Linked DNA regions of Homo sapiens: region 2 is linked to region 1. Evidence: read pairs that join two places in POLR2A ChIA-PET (ENCODE). Cell type or tissue: MCF 10A. All regions are shown on one strand. Links, peaks and the distances in the headings refer to the core of each region. The heading gives the core; the rest is flanking DNA. Region 1 overlaps COPB2-DT (COPB2 divergent transcript). Region 2 overlaps NMNAT3 (nicotinamide nucleotide adenylyltransferase 3).

Region 1 (4,396 bases), core at 219-4,218:
TAGTTAGAACCACAGTGAAGGCTGGGTGCAGTGGCTCACGCCTGTAATCCCAGCACTTTAGGAGGCCAAGGTGGGCAGATCACCTGAGGTCAGGAATTTGAGAACAGCCTGGCAAACATGGTGAAACTCTGTCTGTACTAAAAACACAAAAATTAGCCAGGTGTGCTGGCACACACCTGTAGTCCCAGCTACTTGGGAGGCTGAGGCAGGAGAATTACTTCAACCTGGGAGGTGGAGGTTGCAGTGAGCTGAGATCACGCCACTGCACTCCAGCCTGGGAGACAGAGAGAGACTCCATCTCAAAAAAAAAAAACTAAATAAAACAACAAAAAAACAATAACAACAAAAAATCCACAATGAAACATCACCACATATTCATTAGATGACTAAAATTTAAAAGACAAGACCAAGTGTTGACAAAGATATGGAGCAGCTGGAACTTTCATACACTGTTGGCAGGAATGCAAAATAGTAAGGCCACTTTGGTAAACAGTTTGGCAGTTTCTTATAAAGTTAAGCATATACTTAATGTAATTTTTAGCAATTCCACTTCTAAGTATTTACTCAAGAGAAGTGAAAATATATGTCCACAGAGACTTGGATGGGAATGTTTATAGCTTTATTCATAATAACCAAAAACTTTGAGGCAACCCAAATGCCCATCAGCTGGTGAATGGATAAACAAACTATACTGTGTCTATACAATGCAATGCTACTCAGTTAAAAAAAAAAAAGGAGTGAACAAAATCATGGAGGACTATCAAAAACATTATAGTAAGTGAAAGAAGGCAGACACAAAAGTCTACATATTACCTACTTCTACCTATACAACATTCTGACTATTTTAAATAAGGGGGTTCTGAGAAAAACAATCTAGTGGTGATGTAGAGGTGGCCTGACTTGCAGAGATTTCCAAGGTGGGGTACCTGGTAGGAGGTTGGTTTGGTTATCCTGGCTTGACCTTATGGGGTGTGGGGTTGGGAGTTGATTAGAGAAGGAGGTGTGAACCTAAGAGAATTGTACAGAGACCTGGCTTTTCATTCTGGCTCTGTTGGGTATAAACTATGTAGTATTGGGCAAATTACTTAACCTCTATGGGCTTCAATTTTCTCATTAGTAAAATAGGGTTAAAAATCTGGTCCTAAGGAGAGTGAGAGGTAAGCTGAGCTTGTAGTACCTCAGCTCCCAGAACTGAAGTAGAACTCTATGAAGATTAATTTCCTTCCCAGTTGGTTTCTTCCCCTTAACCCTCATTGACATGTGTGTCGCTCCTCCCCTCTGCCTCACTTCTTTAGGAAATGTAGGCACAAACCTAAGCTGGGTCAGATGTGTCCCCTAGCCAGCTTCTTCCCAGCACCAGCCCTCAGTGGGGTCTTTCTTTGGCATAGCTTAGCCGTAACCATTTCATGTGATCTTGGGCAAGTTAACTTCCTTTCCTGGGAGTCTTCTTTAAAGTGAAGAGCTTGGGTCAGATAATTGCTATGGGTACCAATTTCAGCTCATTCATTCAAGGACTCCCACCCAGAAATGACAAATCAGCAGAGTTTAACAAGCAGTTGCATATGGAAATTTGTGGGAGGAGTAAGATCCTCTAAGACCTTGGGCCTGAGTCTGTGGTCCATTCCTCAGTGGAAAGAGGGCCTTAGGGAAGAGTGTATTGGGAGGAGAAAGATGATGAAGTCAAGGTGGTTCCTGTTCCCCCTACCTCCCTGCACAACCCTCTACCCAGCAAAGTTTTGTCAGGTGGGTGGGGGCACTGTCCTTTCTTGAAGGAAAATCATTTCTCAGGGTCCAGTCCCCAAATGTTTTTAGCCAGAGGTGCCAATCTCTGCTCTCCCTTGGCACATCAGGTTTATCAATAGCTTCCAACGAATAGTGACCTGTTGCTATATCCCAGCTTCTTCAAGGAATAATGTCTTATGATTTCTGTCAGGCTTAAATGCCAGAGCAATGAAAACAACAACAACAGGAAGTAACTCCTCAGCTGCCTTCTTGGAGGAGTTGCACAATTGGGGTTGTTTTGCTGAGTGAGGAATCCAGCATGCTTGCCTTCCTTGTCTGTATTCCTTGTGATGATTAAGACATTTCACATGAGAATAAACTGCCCATTCAGGGAGTGGTTCAGATCCTGGGACTCACCAGACACTGAAAGGGTCTGCTTCCCTGGATTTCCTCCTGTCCTCCCTCTGGCCTCCAGGAGGCAATGCCTTGTCTCTGCAGCGGAAAATGAGGTGCCAGCCCTGACTTGTATGGCAGCGAGAGGCAAAGCACAATCAGGAGGCATGGGGCGTGGCTGGCAGCACAGGTCTCCACAGGCCAGCAGCACCCACTGCGTGGGGGAGGAAATGGCAGAGCACCGCTGTCAGCCCTATGGCTTTCTCCTCCAAGGCAGATTCTTCCAGCAGAAGGCTGAGCTGCCCCAGGGGAAAGAGCCAGCGAAGAGCCACTCACCTCCCAGGCTGAGGGTGATTGATTTCAGCCAGAGATGCCCTTTTTCTTCAAGCTGCAGTACACAGTAATTTCCCAGTTGTCCTGCTGCATCAACCTGAGTTCTAGCTAGACCAGTATTTTGTCTCTGATGGGCAAATATTTTGTAAAAGACCATGTAGTCACACAGGCCTGGGACTGGATCATGGTTCTTTCCCTTAGATGAGTAACTTAGCTCTTGTGCCTCGGTTTCCCCATCTATAGGAGATTGGTAAACCCACCTCAAGGAGTCAGTGTGACAAGTCACTAAAGGAATGCAAAACATTCAGTGCAGTGGTCTGTATGTGGTATATACTCCGTAATGATGATCAATTTTACAGTTGTTTTTAAGACCCTGCACGCAGACAAGGATCACATATCCCAGGCTGTTTTGGCAATACAAAGGTTTATTTTAGTATCGCAGAAGTTCTCAAAGTGTAGTATGCTGACCAGCAGTATCTGGAAACTGGTTAGAAATGGAAATTCTCAGGCTTCACCTTGGATCTCCTAAATCAGAAACTCTGTAGGTGAGGCTCAGCAATCTGTTTCAATAAGCCTCCTAGGTAAGGCTGATGCACACTCGAGTTAGAAAACAAACTGTGCTTTTTCTGTTGTTGCAAATTCGAGCTAAGAAAATTTAAAATGGTATCACATGATATGTTAATCAGTCTCACTTCATGTACTAAATTTGAAATAATGCCAATCATTATGGTTTGTATCATTTTAAAGCTGAAGGGCTGAATGAATTTTGAACAGTATTTATACTTTACCTACTTAGTAGTGTCTTTTTAGTTGATATCACTTAGAATGCTTTTGGTCACAGATAACAGAAGATTCTGACTCAAATTGGCTTAAGAAATAGGGAAACATATTAGTTAACATGATAAGAATTCCACAGGTGGGGGCATCTGGAAAACATTATCGGGGGACTTGGCTGCTCTGTGATTCTCTCTGTTCTATGTGCATCTCCGTATTGGTTTATCCTGAGGATGGGGACCTTATGGCTGTAGCAGTTCTAGATGTCACACCCAGACTTGACAGTGTTTTGAGAAAGAAGCCTATTTGTGTAACTCTTTAGGACCCAGGAAGGCTTTCCTATGAGATTCTGGAAGACTTCCACTCAAGTCTCATTGGTTATTCCTAAATTACATGCCCACTTCTAAACCAGTGACTAGCAAGAAGAGAAGAACATAATTGGTTTATGTCAATCTCTTGTGGCTGCTATGGGTTGAATTGTTTTCCTCCACAAAATTCATATTTCAATTCCTAACCCCCAGTACCTCAGAATGTGAGCTTCGTCAGAAATAGACTCATTGCAGTTGTTATTAGTTAAGATGAGGTCATAATGAGGTAGCGTGGACCCCTAATCTACTGTGACTGGTGTCATTATACAGAGGGCAAATTCAGAGACTCATTCAGGGAGAACAGGGAATATGAAGGCAGAGTTTGGGGTGATACAGCAGAAGCCAAGGAATGACAAATCCTGGAAAGCAGCATGGAACAGGTTTTCCCTCACAGCGCTTAGAAGGAACCAATCCTGCCAACAACTTGATCTTGGACTTCTATCTTCTAGAACTGTGAGACCATACAGTTCTATTGTTTAAGCCACCCACTTTGTGGTACTTTGTTATGACAACCCTAGCAAATTAATACTAGAGGGAGGACTAGATGTTGGGGAATCCATCACCATGACCACTGTGCCTACCATTAGGTAGTGAATGTTAAATTAATATCTCTACTACAGTGTATGTCTAAAATGTGAGAAAAGCAGCAGCATGAAATAAAAGGTGCCCAGGCTTTGGAATCCAGAGATCTGGGTTTAAGCTATGCCCCTGACTAGCTATGTGACTTTGAACCCTTTAACTGTGAAGTCCACCACTGAGATATGAGATGGGATATCCATGATCAATTATTAGCATAAAAGATTTCA
Region 2 (4,396 bases), core at 141-4,140, 170 kb after region 1:
TACTGAGACTTTGAGGCCATTTTAGCACCATTGTCTTTATTTTCCTTATCAGTCTTCAAGCTTATTTAATGTTTTGCATCTTTTTTTGTTTCTCCAGAGAGCTCTTCAACTGTGTGATCCAAATGAATTTGAGAACACCTATTTACTGCTCCGCCCTGTGTCCTGCTGGCCAGAAGTGCCCATCAATTTCAAAGGCCTCTGTGTGACTGGATTGAGGAAGCCAAGAGCAGGGAGAAGAATAGATCCAGGTCTTCCCATTACTCCAAAATGGAGCCTAGCCCTCTGGCAGCACAGTCGGCCAGCTGGGACCACGGTGGCCATTACTGGAAGTGTGATCATCTGCCCTCTCTCCTCAGTGCCCTTGGAATATGTGCTCTTCTGTCTGGCTTCAATTTCTCTTACTTCTTTGTGTGTGAAGAGTCTTCCTTTCAATCAGCAAACTCTTCCTGCACACTATAAAGCCCACTTTGGTCTTCAGAATCTTTCAGTGCCTGAGCTTGTCAGTATGAGGTTTCTCTTTCTTTATTTCCAAATGTCCTGCTTTCTTTGTGTGCAACTTCTTAAGAATTTGGCAAAGTAAACAACAAAGCAGCAATATTTCATAGGGTTTAAACTTCCCTTTGGTCCTGGATAGAAAGGATTTTTTTTTTTTTTTTGAGACGGAGTTTTGCTCTTGTAGCACTGGCTAGAGTGCAATGGCGCAATCTTGGCTCACTGCAACCTCTGCCTCCTGGGTTCAAGGGATTCTCCTGCCTCAGCCTTCCGAGTAGCTGGGATTACAGGCACCCACCACCACGCTGGCTATTTTTTTTGTATTTCTCAGGAGAGACAGCATTTCACCATGTTGGTCAGGCTGGTCTCGAACTCCTGACCTCAGGTGATCCACCCACCTTGGCTTCCCAAAGTGCTGGGATTATAGGCCTGCCACCTGGATCTATTCTTCTCCCTGCTCCTGGCTTTTTCAATCCAGTCACAAAGAGGCCTTTGAAATTGATGCCTGCCACCACACCTGGCAGAAAGGATGTTTTTGTTTCTTCTTTTTCCTGTTCCTTTCTCTGCAATCATCTCTCTGAGTCTCAGACATGTGGCACTGGTTGGCTGGCAGCACCTTCTGTGTGTCTGAGCCCTTACATAGCTTCCAGAGGAAGGGGTGCTCCGTTGGGGTCCTGCCTGCTTTTGGAGCATTAGAATCTCCTTTTTTGCAAGCCTCTGTCTCCCATCATTTAACACCCAGCTGTGTCTCTCTGCCCACTGACCAGAATCTTTTCGCAGTAGGTGGGTTTTAAAAAGCACTCACCAGAACTCCCAAATGCTAGGGTCTCATGGCCCCTCAAAAACTCATTACCTTCTCTTTGGGATCCTCAGACCTGGCAGGAACCTCACATAGGAAGAAAGGCAGCCAGGGAGCAGGCAGTGAGGACAGGTTGTAATCAGGCAGTTCTGGCTGGGCATAAAGTCTGCTCCTGCTGAAGGCAAGCTGCTCAACACTGCACTGGACATCCTCCATGTGTGGAATCTAGGCAAAGCAGCTCTGTCCTCTATTAACAAATAACTGAGCCTGGGCAATCTGTTACTTCAACTGTCCTTTCAAGCCAGGCTTTGCAGTAACAGGAATTTGAGGTCCAGCATGCAGAGACAGACCTAAGTGTGAGCCTCTGCTACTTATGAGCTGTGTGACCTGGGGCAAATTACTTAACCTCTCTATACCCTATTCCCTTCACTTGTGCAATAAGAATAAATAATACCACACACTTCGGAGGCATGGCGTAAGACTCAAATGACTAATATAGGGATAGTTCAGGGGCAGATACACGGTTGGAAAGCACACTAGAAATATCAGTAGAATCTGAATTTTCCCCTACCTGCCTCCTTGTTTTCACTACAAATAACATTTCCTTTCCTGCTTTTAAGTCAAGAGGGGAACACACTGATTCTTTAGCAGACAGTTTAGCACACACTTCAAGCCAGAGAGTGTACCAGCAATGTGGATTCAGAAATAAATATGATGGGAGCCCTGCTCTCACAGGATGGGGTTGGGGGTGGGGGATAAAGTCCCAAGGGAGTTGGACAGTCTCCAGATGGGTAGTCACTGCTGGGCAGAAACACATGAGGGAAGTGTCAGGAGCCCGAAAGAAGCTCTGAACAGGTTGGAACACGTTTTCTGGAGGATGGGACATTGAAACTGAATCACCTACAATGTTGAAGGCAGATGGTAACCTAAGAAAGGTAAAGCCTTGTTAATCAAATCAATTCTTTTCACTTTAACTGTATTGGAAAGATACTTTAAAAAATCTTCATAACAACTGAAGCTCGATGATGCCTTGATTCTGCATTAACATCCTTGCCCATTTCTTGATACATTTTCAATTTACCTTCATGGTAATTTACACTCAAGGAAGCTGTCCAAGATATGCGGGGGATTCAATAAAATAGGTCATGGAGTTAAATGCTGTGGTGAAACACAGGGCTTAATTTTATGGATAAAATTTAAACTGCTTAGCTGCCTTTTTTGCATTATTCATGTTAAGACTAATGATTACTCACTAAATGGGAAGGAATCACTGTAGAAATCAGGAAGCCATTTTCTTAATTCTTTAAGCACATCTGATGGAGCTGTGGACTCTGCCCTTGAGGTTAACAGCATTGTATTAGGGAAGAGACCTGCTTGGCCCACCAGTCAACCTCCCTTGCCTGGGCTGCTCCTGAAACTGCTACAGGAACAGGAAACTTGAAACAAGATTTTTTCCTAAAATTGACATTGGGTAGAATGAACAGGATAGAAGACAATATATTAATGTCAGTTCCTTCTGGTATTTTTCAAAGTGAAGTCTGCATTGATGTCATTGACAAAAATGCAAATTCCAGATTGTAACCAAATCTGCTTACTGGCAGTGAGGTTTAGGCACTTTAATTATTCACAAGCATCCCAGGCAATTCTTATGTGCTAGTGGAGAACCACAGATTGGCATTGGCTATAGAGAGACCACTTCCTTTCAGTCATCCAAGGTTATTTTATTAACTTAGCACTGGGCTCCAACGTAAACAAGGGCTACTTTTCTATAATGATCAAATTACTAATTTTATAAGTATAGAATAAAAGGATATGGGTTTCTTAGATTGTAAATGTTTGATGTAGTTAATGCAATTTCATTTTTGAGGTTTGTTTCTAATAATACTCTTAATTTACATGTCTAATGGATTCCTTGTACACAATTCTGATCATGTAAATTTAAGATGATCTTTTCCACTTTGCAATACAAGACATTTAAAATAACCTAAAGTTGCCCATTCTCACTAAGCACCTGAAAATTAGTCCCTGTGGGGAAACTTTTTTCAAGTTTTATTTTTCTTTTTATTTCAAGTGTTGTTTATATTGTTTCTCTAACTGTTCTACCTAATGATTGATAGGCACCTACCTTCCCCAAAGAAAAAGGGTTAAGTGATCAAATATGTTTGGGAAACACGAGGGCAAACAAAGTGAAACAGACTTTTACTGCAGATTGCGGATCCTTTGAGAGCCCTTAATGTGCACAGTAATTCTCCAAGAAGGGGACAGAAGTCCCTGGGCTTCCCATGCTTGTTTAGTTTTTATGGATCCCTCTGCTGGATGAGTGTTCACAGGACCACACTTTGTGAAATACTCAGTCAGCTCTATCAGCAAATTATATCACGGGAATTGGTTACTTTCATTTGGATGCTTTGCCCATGTTACCCAGACTTAGGAAAATATTTTACAATTTGGGGTGTATATGAGATATTTGGGGGCATTTTCTCCAATATCAACTTCCTGCTTCTGAAATTCAGGTTAAAACACTGACCTAAATTACGGAAATCACAATCTCCTTCACCATCACCAACAGTGCCACCATCATCAAATCATGATCAGCATCGACCAACACGATGATTCCCACTACCACTATCACATTAATAGCACCACTACCATCCTACCGTGCCCAGCGAGACAACTGCCATCACGGTCACTATGACCAACACCATATTACCACCGCTGCCACTAATATGCCTCATTGCTATGCCAATAATCACTAACAGCATTACCACCACACTCCAACTAACCAATGCTGCTGCCATCATTACTGCCATGATCTGTACTACCACCACTGCCACTAGTGCAAACATCACCACTACTGCTGTTAAAGCAGCCACCACCACTGCACCCACTGTCGCCACTGTCCTTTCCACATCCAGATGAAGAAAGAAGAAGAGATAGAAAGCATAGTTTCATTATTCTAGGTCATATTCAAAGGTTGGTCACTAGATATAATTGCACATATGTTCCCCTAGTTACTATGGCATCCCAATAGCCATCAAGTGGAACCAGACATGGTATCATAGCAGAATCCTGAGGTCTAAGGTCTAGTTTAAATAAGACTTCTGA

Evidence for each region. Peaks named below come from ENCODE experiments on the same cell type or tissue, not always from the same donor. Only the 100,000 strongest peaks of a DNase experiment are listed, where the experiment ranks them.
Region 2: POLR2A ChIA-PET joins it to region 1 with 6 read pairs; 2 of 35 experiments call an interaction of 5 or more read pairs at or near these places.

Annotation. Positions count from the first base shown.
Region 1 is chr3:139,432,842-139,437,237 of GRCh38, forward strand. All of the region lies in intron 3 of COPB2-DT (COPB2 divergent transcript), which reads left to right. Among named protein-coding and RNA genes, the nearest start is that of RBP2, 41 kb to the right of the region's middle. In MCF 10A, for the core only: no CTCF peak of the experiment used is centred there; a DNase peak (open chromatin) is centred at 2,090.
Region 2 is chr3:139,599,667-139,604,062 of GRCh38, forward strand. All of the region lies in intron 4 of NMNAT3 (nicotinamide nucleotide adenylyltransferase 3), which reads right to left. Among named protein-coding and RNA genes, the nearest start is that of RBP1, 62 kb to the left of the region's middle. In MCF 10A, for the core only: no CTCF peak of the experiment used is centred there; DNase peaks (open chromatin) are centred at 1,745 and 2,105.